Regions from separate parts of the Homo sapiens genome. Here region 1 is linked to region 2. Evidence: chromatin contacts called from ENCODE Hi-C or POLR2A ChIA-PET data. All regions are on one chromosome and are shown on one strand. The core of a region is the stretch at or near the end of the contact, and the rest is flanking DNA. Distances in the headings are between cores, read along the strand shown. Region 1 overlaps DENND2A (DENN domain containing 2A). Region 2 overlaps DENND2A (DENN domain containing 2A).

Region 1 (5,636 bases), core at 2,159-4,658, 33 kb after region 2:
TCACGCCTGTAATCCCAGCACTTTAGGAGGCCGAGGCGGGTGGATCACAAGGTCGGGAGTTCAAGACCAGCCTGGCCAACATAGTGAAACCTCGTCTCTACTAAAAATATGAAAAATTAGCCAGGTGTGGTGGCAGGCGCCTGTAATCCCAGATACTCAGGAGGCTGAGGGAGGAGTATCACTTGAACCCGGGAGGCGGAGGTTGCAGTGAGCTGAGATTGCGCCATTGCACTCCAGCCTGGGCAACAGAGTGAGACTCTATCTCAAAAAAAAGAAAGCAAGTCCAGATTGCTGAACGAGGTGACAGGGACCTGTCCACTCAGTGACCCTGCTGCATTCACCTCTGACACCCAGCTGCTCCCGGACTCACCTCTAGAATGAAGCAAGGCCATTTCATTGCAGAGTTAGTGGCAGGAGGGGAGGTGGACAGGAGTTCCTGAGTTAGTGGGATCTCTGCCAGTTGAGTCACAAGGGATGTTTACAAAGCTCCCAGCTCCAAAAGCCCTATAGTCTGGATTCTGTCACATCACACCAACCAAAAGACGAGGGAAATGGGTGAGGGGAGGAGTCACTGTCCCCATCTCATCAGACAGATGAAGGCAAGGACATCTTCAGCCTCTGCCCAGAGTCCAGACAGCAAAACCATGGCAGAGCAGAGCCAGGCTCCTGCACCCTGATTGGTTTGGTAGCCAACTGAATGTTGGTTCTCCCAGAACTTTGGCAGAGATCCCAAATAAAGAGTTTCCTACTAATTTGTTAGACACAGAAACACTTTGGGGATTAGAAAAAAGTACTTGAGCTGATAATTACATAACCTATTGCAGCTCGGCACAATTCCACATGGACTCATGGTCATTTCAGGCTCTTTGCTCACTCTGTCTCTCTCTCTCTCTCTCTCTCTCTCTCTCTCTCTCTCTCTTTCTCTCTTTCTCTCTCCCTCCCTCACCCAGCTCACAGCCAGCGCCTGGTCAACGTGAAGTCCCGGCTGAAGCAGGCGCCTCGGTACCCATCACTTGCCCGGGAACTCATCGAGTACCAGGAGAGGCAGCTCTTCGAGTACTTTGTGGTTGTGTCTTTGCACAAGAAGCAGGCCGGGGCTGCCTACGTGCCAGAACTCACCCAACAGTTCCCTCTGAAGGTAACAGGGTGGCCAGGTCCCTGTGGCCTGCCAGGGTTCTAACCATCACCTTGTTGGGACTCATGAATTGAGGGAGGTGTGGGAGTCTGAGGAACACCTAGCATCTAGAATCTTGAAAATGGGTCCTAATTAGGGTATATCAGATGAAAAAAAAATGCTGCTGCTAGAGAATTTGGGAGGTCCCAGAAAGGAGAGATTCAGGGACTTAAAAAGTTTGGCCAGACAAATACAAAAATTAGCCATGCATGGTGGCGCACACCTGCAGTCCCAGCTACTCAGGCTGAGACAGGAGAATCGCTTGAACCCAGGAGATGGAGGTTGCAGTGAGCCAAGATCACGCCACTGCACTCCGGCCTGGGCGACAGAGCAAAACTCCGTCTCAAAAAAAAAAAAAAAAAAAATAGTATGGCCAGAAATGCTTTCTCACTTGCTGTGGTCCCTGTGCTGACCGTGCCATCCTCTTTGCCCTTTCCTTCCATCTCCTTATCCAGCCAGCCACATCTCTTCCTAACCTAGCCTAGAAGTCTCTTTCCCCTGAAGCCCCAAGTCTCCCTAAGCAGCATCATACTTGTGTCTATGCTGAACTTCTGCTTTGCTTGTGTGCTGTGCATCTTTGTGTATGTCCCTTCCTTTTGTTACAGGCAGGGGATCTCAATCCAGACCTCTAGAGAGGGTTCTTGGATCTCACACAAGAAAGAATTCAGGGCGAGTCAGCAGGGTAAAATGAAAGCAAATTTATTAAGAATGTAAAGGAGGCCAGGCGCGGTGACTCACACCTGTAATCCCAGTACTTTGGGAGGCCGAAGTGGGCGGATCACTTGAGGTCAGGAGTTTGAGACCAGCCTGGCCAACATGGCAAAACCCACTCTCTACTAAAAATACAAAAATTAGCTGGGCGTGGTGGCAGGCGCCTATAATCCCAGCTACTCAGGAGGCTGAGGCTGTAGAATCGCTTGAACTCAGGAGGCAGAGCTTGCAGTGAGCAGAGATTGCAAAAAGTAAAGGAATGAAAGAATGGCTACTCCATAGACAGAACAGCCCTGAGGGCTGCTGGTTGCCCATTTTTGTGGTTATTTCTTGATTATATGCTAAACAAGGGGTGGATTATTCATGCCTCCCCTTTTTAGATCATATGGGATAATTTCCTAATGTTGCCATGGCGTCTGTAAACTGTCATGATGCTGGTGGGAGTGTAGCAGTGAGGACTACCAGAGGTCACTCTCATCACCATCTTGGTTTTGGTGGGTTTTGGCCGGCTTCTTTACTGCAACCTGTTTTATCAGCAAGGTCTTTATGACGTGTATTTTGTGCCGACCTCCTGTCTCTGCTTTAACCATCTGGGAATGCAGCCCAGTAGGTTTCAGCCTCATTTTACCCAGCCCCTACTCAGGATGGACTCGCTGTGGTTCACACACCTGGGACACTTTTATGTCATGGACCATGGCCGTATGAATTCAGCTTTACCATATGTTAAATCATGGCACCTAAAATAAAATAAATAAAATGGCACTTAATATAGCCTGAAGCAACATGGCAATAATTTATAAATTATTCTTAGGCTTTGACATCAGTATTAAAGAGGTTCCACCATATTCTAATTCAGTTCAACCAGAATTTACTAAGAATATATTGCATTCAAGCAATTTTCTGCTTGGCCCTAGGGGATTACAGTGATAAACAAAATGTGTCTCCTGTCCTCAAGGAATTTAAACTCTCCCAGGAGGACATAAAATAACCATCTCCCCCCACCCCCAGAAAAGCATGCAAAGATTCACCAGGTAGAATCTGATGGTCTCTGGACAGACTCATGCCTCAGGGAGGGCAGAAGGGAGGGAGCTTCTGTCCTTGCCCACTCAGGGACTCCCTTTGCCATCACCACCCAGGCATAACCCCAGCATCTACCAAGGCCCAGATCCTGCTGTCCCCAGGCCTCCCCTCCTTTTGTAGGCCAGCCTTCCTTCCATCCTGCCCACTGTGCTCTAACACCACAATCAAGTCCTATTTTTGGAGTTTAGGATAGCAATTATGTAGATTGAAGTAAACCATAGGCACCGGCCTTCCAAAGGTGACACTCACCTTCCTCTAGCTATCACACCTCTAAGGAATGAGCTCCTGACACCCCACTACTACAGGTATGCCCAGATTTTTTTTTGCCGGGGGCTGCCCATGGGTAAGAGAGGCCACTGGGTATGCTCACACTGACTCACAACAGAGATCACTGAGGCGTGAAGGGCTGTCCTGCTATCCTGTTCATTGCCTTGGGGCCTAGCACAATGCTGTTCACGTGGCAATGCTTAATCAGTGTTGTAGGAATCAAGGAAGCATTAATTCATGAGTTAGTTAATTAATGACTCACCATAATGATCAAATGATTATTGTTTCCAGCCTGGAGTCACCCACATTAAATTTTTTTTCTAGAGTAAAGTTGCACATTCACTGTTTAAAAGGAAACTGATCCAGAAATGTATTAGGAAAGAAATCACTAGTAATCCCACCACACAGAGACCGTCACTGTTAACATTTTCTTTTTCTTCCAGTCTTTTCTAATGGTGTAATGTTCTTACAAAACTGGAATTATACACTGCAGAATTTTTGTATCGTGCTGCGTGTACTCTTTTGTAAACCTCTCATTATTTATAAGCATATTTAATAAAAATTCTAAAACATCATTTTTCAAGTTATACAATGTTCCAATATGTGAGTATTCCCTAGTCTATTTTTCTATGTAACCAGTCCCCTTCTGTTAGAAATGTATCTGGCTACCAGTGTTTCTGTGTGTGTGTGTGTATTTTTTTTTTTTTTTTTGACACAGTCTCACTCTATTGCCTGAGCTAGAGTGCAGTGGTGCAATCTTGGCTCACTGAAGCCTCCACCTCCCGGGTACAAGCAGTTGTCCTGCATCAGCCTCCCGAGTAGCTGGGATTACAGGCATGCACCACCATGCCCAACTAATTTTTGTATTTTTAGTAGAGATGGGGTTTCACCATAATGGTCAGACTGGTCTCAAACTCTTGACCTCAAATGATCCGCCCACTTCAGCCTCCCAAAGTCCTGTGATTACAGGCATGAGCCACTATGCCCTGCCTGTGTGTGTATTTTTGAGACAGGATCTCTGTCTTGCTGTTGTCATCCAGGATGGCATGGAGTGGCACGATCACAGCTCACTGCAGCCTCAACCTCCTGGGCTCAAGTGAGCCTTCCCGCCTCATCTTCCCAAGTAACTGGGACTACAGGCGCATGCAACCATGCCCAGCTTATTTATTTATTTATTTTTCGTAGAGACGAGGTCTTCCTCTGTTGCCCAGGCTGGCCTCGAATTCCTGAGCTCAAGCGATCTCCCTACCTCGGCCTTCCAAAGTGCTGGGATCCACTGTGCCTGGCTTTTTTTTTTTTTTTTTTTTTTTTTTTTAATGCAATGGTGATCATCCTTGTACAGGCATTTTTACATGTCAGGCATTTTATCTCCTTGTCTTTGCTCCCTTGCTCCCTCTGTAGAAAGGCCCTTTTCCTCCTTCTCTCTCTTCTCTTTTTAAACTTTTTTTGTGGGTTTTATCCCTCACTTCTGTCAAGTCACCTGAATCAAGGCACAGCCCCTATTTGCATGCTAATGTTCCATTAAAATGTTTCCTATCCCATATTTATCTTTGACAGTTCAGGGAGACTGGGCTGTTTTCCAGCCATCTGTGATTAGTTGTATTTGTGGGAAATTTCCGTGTGCAGCTTCCTGTAACTGTGCTCCTGTGCATATATGAGCCTGTGTATGTATGCGCTGATAACTCGTAGGTTGATGACGTGTGGGTAGGCACAAGTGTGCCTGTATTTGTGTGTGTCCTATGTGTGATCTGGGGTGGGTGCATGCAAGTAGTGACTGGGCTGTTGAAAAGGGCTGGAACTTGTTTCCCCACGAGGTCTGCTCTTCAGTCCTGAATGCTGTTTCCTTTGTGGAGAAACTCATTTGGTATTCTTCCTCCCTTTGGTATTCTTGGCTGGTCCTTTCTTTGGTCTTCTTTATAATTTAAGTCATTCACTCTGTGGTGATTAATGACCCCTTCCTATAATTACACCCAGCTGGTATTTGCTTCTTTGCATGACTATGCAAGGACAGTCAAAATTACTGTTTAGGGGACAGTCTGAGCTTGTGATTTACCAACTCAAAGACTTCCTGGGCCAGTTGGGTTCATCTGTGTCATCGTGGATGGAAGAGAGAACTGTTATATAGAAAAGAAATAGTGGCTATTTATTCTGAAGAAGAACAACTAAAGGACAACTAAGTCTATAAATAGTGACTGTGTTTTACCGATTGATTGCTGTCTTAACCACTAGTATTAGTGGCACCCCATGGCTTCAATTAAATTTGGTCTAGCCTGAGGGGAATCATACTGGAAGCGGGTTTTTTTGTTGTTGTTGTTTTGTTTGTTTGTTTTGAGACGGAGCCTCCCTTTGTCACCCAGGCTGGAGTGCTGCGGCATGATCTCCGCTCACTGCAAGCTCTGCCTCC
Region 2 (5,651 bases), core at 2,339-4,838:
CCGTCTGTTCTCAGCTGAATTATTTGTTTTATTAAACTGATGGATCTTGTAGTCCAGATGGTTCATAGCTTAAGATACTTTGTTAATTAACCTGGAAACTTGGTAACTGATGCATGTATTTTGTGTTTGTTCTCAGTCCTCAAAAAAGAAGAGTATGTGCTTTTAAAAATTACCCTTTAGATGTAATAAGGACTTGGAATTGGGACAGTAACCAAGAGTTAAATGAAGGACTTATGTTAACCCTGGCAGTCTACAACTTGGTAGTCCCTGCTAACTACCAGTGCTTGAATTTTTCTTGGTGTGGGCTTTAGAAATACACTGGCCCTATCAGTGTCTATCTATGTGACCTTAAACAAGTTATCTAACCTCTCGAAGCCTCAGTTTCCTCATTTATACATATGGATGCACGCACTGTGAATATTTTATAACGTTAAAATAACACATTAAATAATAAAGCATGTTAATGCTTAAAAATAAAATCTGTGCTTCGAAAACAATTTTTCTATTTTGCAACTTAATCTCTAGTCCATTTCTGTAACATGCTAGTTGGTTTGATACCCACTAATCTAGAAACCAGCTTTAGAGCAAAACTCCTCAGAACAGTTGTTGTACTCCCTTTCATCATTTCACCTCCTATTTTCTCTTGACCCACCCCATTGAGCTTTGGGAACCTCCTCCTGAAACTACCCTGTCCCGAGGCCACCAGTAACCTCCATCTTGCTAAATCCAATTGCCAGTTCTTTGTTTTTTTCTTAATTGGCCCCTCTCAGTATTCGAGGAACACCTGTTGACTTGCTCCATCTTGAAACACTTCCTTCATTTGGCTTCTGGGTCACCCATGTCCCTGGAAGTCCTGCTTCTCTGGCTCCTTTGAGTTCCATTCTTTTTTCCTTCTATCTGTCAGAGCACACCCCGAACCTATCCCCACCTCAACCCAGGGCCAGACCTGAGACTTTTCTTCTCCATCTACACTCACTCCCTAAATGATCTCATCCAGTCCCATGGCTTTAAATGTCAATGTCATGCTTATGATTCCCAAATTGAGGCATTCAGCCCCAACTCCCTCCCCCAGCTTAAGGTTTGTGTAGTCATCTCCTGCTTGGATCTCCATTTGGTTGTCTTATCATTTATACTTAACGTGTCCAAACCCAAGTTCTCCATCCAGGCCACCAGTAACCACCTCCTAAAATAATTGTCATCCTTCTAAATGGCATCACCGTTTGTTTAGTTGCTTAGGCCACAAACCTAAAAAGTCATCTCCAATTCCTCTCTTTTTCATATACCCCTTCCTAATTCATCACCAGGTCCTTTGGTTCTAGTTTCAAAACTTTATCCCAAATCTGCCTACATCTCCTCCACTGCTACCATCTTAATCATCTTGGATTCACTTCCCATCCGTAGAACATTCCTCCCTCAGCAGCCAGAGGAGTCTTCTAAAAATATAAACTATAAATTAAATCCTGTCACCCCCCACTCAGCATGGTCTGTCATGTAGGATGATTCTTTTGGCTGTAAATAGCATAATTTCTTTTTTTTCCCCACTTTCTCTGTAAATAGCATAATAGCATAATTTCTTGTGTTCTCTTCAAGGGGGAAAAAGTTTGCATATTCTAGAATTTATTTACATATATTTGTATATATATATGTAAATATATATAAGTTATTCCCAGTTTACAAATAATGCTGTGATAAGGAGCATATAGCATTACTAGTTTTGCTACTTACTAGCTGTGGGACATTGGACAAGCAACTAAATTGTGTTGGCCTCATTTTACCTATCTGTAAAATGGTGATAATTATATTATAGTAACCACTTCACAGAGTTGTTGTGAAGATTGAATGAGTTAACATGTATAACATAAACTTAGTACAGAGCCTGTTCAATATGTGTGAAGTGTTTTATTTTTCTCTGGCTCCATTCTGTTTAATTAATCAGGCTATTTTTTTTTCAGTACCAAACTATTATTTTAACTTCATAATGTATTATTATTATTATTTTTTTTTCGAGACAGAGTATCGCCCAGGCTGGAGTGTGGTGGCACAATATCAGCTCACTGCATCCTCCACCTCCTGGGTTCCAGCAATTCTCCTGCCTCAGCATCCCAAATAGCTGAGATTACAGGCGCACGCCACCACGCCTGGCTAATTTTTTGTATTTTTAGTAGAGACAGGGTTTCACCATGTTGGCCAGGCTGGTCTCGAACCCCTGACCTCAAGTGATCTGCCTGCCTTGGCCTCCCAAACTGCTGGGATTACAGGCATGAGCCCCACACCCAGACCATAATGTATTTTAATATCTAGTAGAGCTTATAGAAAGTTCTTAATGTTGCTAATAATTAGTCAGTTGATCCTCTTGGACTTCCTATATATAACATCATGTCATATGCAAAAAAAAATAATAATCACTTTGTCTCTCTCCTTTTTAGTAATTATAAACCTCTTGTTTGTTTATTTACTTATTATTCACCTTTTCCAAAAATGTCTTGAGTGTTTCTGCCTGTATTTTTCTGAATGTTCTAAATATTACTATCAAATTTCACATACATAAAATATGTGGGGGTTTTTGTAATTAATATATAATTATTTGACATGCTATGTATTTGCTACATTTATTTCTAAGTCTTTTCTCTTTTTAATGCAATGGTTAATGTCTTTTTTCTCATATGGTCTTTGTATTTAAGAAAACTCTTATTTTGTGTGTGTTTGTGTGTATATATATGTGTATTTTTTAAGACATCTTAAATTTCTTATTATTTCTAATAGTCTGTTAGTTGATTCATAGAAACTATGAATATAACCATATTGTCTACAAAGAATCATCATTTTACCTTTTCTTTTTAATTTATACCTAATTCTCTTACCAAATTGCACTGGCTGAGACTTCCGAACAGTGTTAAATCGTAGTGCTGAAAGCAGCGTACAGTCTTACTTCGCCCCTAACTTTAATGGTAACGCATCTAGAGTTTCACTCACAGGCACTCTTATTTGAGATATGTTTTTATGTTATCAAGTTAGTGTCCATTTATATTTATTTTTTCACTTAGAGTTTTAAAAATTAGGACTAGAGATTAGATTTTTGTTAAAGTACTTTTCAGAAACTCCTGATGATCATATGATTCTTCTGCTCTGATCCATTCATATTGAATTTATATTTTAATATTAACCCATCCTTAAATGTGGGGGATGAATTCCCATTCGGGCCTGGTTTATTATTCTTTTAATGTACTACTGAATTTTATTTGCTAATATTTTAAGATTTTTGTATCAGTAAATAAATTAGACTGGTCTAGACTTGGGTTTTATTGCACTATCTTTTTTTTGCAGAATACATACAGGATGATTGCACTATCTTTACTAGGTTTGAGTTTCAGTGTTACTTGAGGTCTGGAGAAGAACTTAGATGCTTCCTTCTTTATGTTCTGAGAAAATCTGAATCCATCTCCAATAATAAATCCTTTCTCCAGCCAGTGCCAAAGCCCGGGTCCCCGAGCACTCCCATGACTTCCCTGCCCCTGCCCAGTGCTTCCCACAGCAGCCCTTCCACGCCCCTTCTGGCTCTTCCTCCAAGGAGGTCCCACACCCCCAGGGACAGGTTGATTCTGGGAAACTGGAATCCTTCATCTGTGTCATCACTGGGCAGGCGAGTCAACCTGGGGAACAGTTATTCCCATTATCTTTTCTCTCTTAACTATCATCTGCGCTTTTCAGTCTTCCAGTGTTTTCTTTATAAACAGCTAAAGTTACTTATTTCAGTCCAAAGATGAAATTTTTCTTGGCCAGTTTGAATATGGTTTCATCAGCTGTGTTTTAACAATTTTGACTTTGGGTTTTTCATTTTGTTTAAAATAGTACAATGGAGGTGATTAGGGCAAGATATTCACTTTCTACTCTTAAAAAAATAAAGTATGCTCTTTATTGTGGTCCTATCTCTTAAAAACAAAAAGGACTGTACCACGAATTTGGCAGACGCACCACCCTCTTTGAGGGAGGAAAGCCAAACCAAGGTTGAAGAAAGAAATGATTAAGGATTTAGAGGTTATGAGGGTTTCAAATTTCATGGCCAGGCTGTGTGTGCCTTAGAGAATGTATTCAGCTTATTTTCATAGGCCAATTATTTCACCTCCTTAAGAGCAAAACCAGCGGATTCAGATCCTCGGTTTAAGAAAGCGTATTTTTCTTTTTCTCTTCCTGTTTCTCTCTCTTCTTTTTTCTTTTCTCCTCTTCTCTTTCCTTCCTTTTCCCTCCTTTTCTCTCTCCCTCTCTATTTGCTGTCTTCTCTTTTCTTTCTTCATTTCTTTAAAGCCCCAGGAAATTAAATGCAAGGACTTAGGCCTTCAATCCTAAAATGGAAAATGAGAAACCCTCAAATGTCAGGAAATTCCAAAGATAAGGTTCCTACAACAACATTAACTTGGTTATATGTGTTTTATGGCATACACTTAATAGCTCTGGCAAGAATGCCTTAAGGCCGACATTTAACAAGAAAAGTTACTACTCTTTAAGTGTGAGCACCATCCTGAATTCACATGTATCTACATACTCAAAATGTCTTAACTGGAATTCAGATTTTTAAATTTTAGTTTAACCTGGTCATGTGACAGCTTGTAGATCTTTATGAAACCAAATAACTGCAATGACCAAAATTTCAACTTTTCAGCTGATTATTTTGGCATCATATAGATTTGGCCTTTCCTTGGAGCTTTAGTGTAAGACTTTCAGAACTTCTTGAGGACGTGAAACCTCAGTCATTATATGGCTGCCAGATCACACTGTGCTGTTATTGATTCCATAATTTCCATCTTCTATGGGACTGATACGGATCCCCACAGCTCTCTGGCTGGGCAGCAACCCTCGGCTCTCACAGGTTTAACAGTTAAAATTAACTTACCAGCCAAGCTGTGGTCCATCTCAGTCAGCAAGGCATCCCTGAGACAACTCGGAATTACCACGTCTAAAAACTGAATGTTTCAAGTCTTCAAAGGAGCGCATTGTTTGATTAAGTTGATGTTTAGAGCAAAAGCTACTCTGGAAGCTTCTGAGAAACTTGATTTAGTAAAGCCATTTATTTCAATAGAAGCTGCATTGGAAAACAGAGAGACGGTGCTTGCTCTTCCAAGGTTGCTGTTGTCCATTACAAGAGTGATTTTCATGTCATTTCTCATTGAAAGGTGGAAATCGTTGGATATTAGCCACAATGAGGGACAGAAATAGTTTTTCCTTCTGACATTTAGGGTTTAGATCCAGGATAGAGAAAAGCAGAAACCCTGTGAGTGATCCTAGTACACGGTGGAGGAGTTACCCGATAACAGAATGCAAGCTGAGAGCTAACGGAAGTCTCCTCCTGCCTAGCCGCCTGCCCTGAGCACCTGGTGGTAGGAAAGCCCTTCCTGAGTATGGCGAGCCATGGGGAAGAGCTGCCGTGGCCACTCAGGAGAGACAGGCAGAAAGACTCTGGCAGCTGGAGGAGGAGGATGGAAGTCAGCGCGTGGCATCCTTGATTTCTAACCCAGCTGGATGATGTTTTAAATGGTCGCTAGGTGCCAGGCTAGCCAAGCTTTTTTTTTTTTTAAACAGGGTCTTGCTCTGTCTCCCAGGCCGGAGTGCAGTGGTGCAATCTCAACTCACTGCAACCTCCGCCTCCTGGGCCAAGT

What was found. Hi-C counts contacts between places; a loop is a spot of excess contacts on that map. ChIA-PET counts read pairs that join two places held with the same protein, here RNA polymerase II (POLR2A). Pooled maps may share reads with other maps.
Region 1: a loop to region 2 is called in a map with no recorded cell type, with 1.9 times the contacts of the local background. The contact joins two enhancer-like sites. A Hi-C loop is called at or near these places in 2 of 168 maps with a recorded cell type or tissue (IMR-90 and PC-3), 1 of 37 single-sample maps with no recorded cell type and 4 of 50 pooled maps. POLR2A ChIA-PET finds 5 or more read pairs at or near these places in 4 of 52 experiments (AG04450, BJ, HepG2 and 1 more).

What each region holds. Positions count from the first base shown.
Region 1 is chr7:140,562,588-140,568,223 of GRCh38, reverse strand. DENND2A (DENN domain containing 2A) reads left to right here. Exons shown (of 20, transcript NM_015689.5): 9 at 951-1,138. Among named protein-coding and RNA genes, the nearest start is that of DENND2A, 75 kb to the left of the region's middle. Within about 2 kb of position 3,408, at least 2 of the 41 ENCODE cell types and tissues checked have a DNase peak (open chromatin) inside an H3K27ac peak, as active enhancers do.
Region 2 is chr7:140,595,684-140,601,334 of GRCh38, reverse strand. All of the region lies in intron 3 of DENND2A (DENN domain containing 2A), which reads left to right. Among named protein-coding and RNA genes, the nearest start is that of DENND2A, 42 kb to the left of the region's middle. Within about 2 kb of position 3,588, at least 4 of the 41 ENCODE cell types and tissues checked have a DNase peak (open chromatin) inside an H3K27ac peak, as active enhancers do.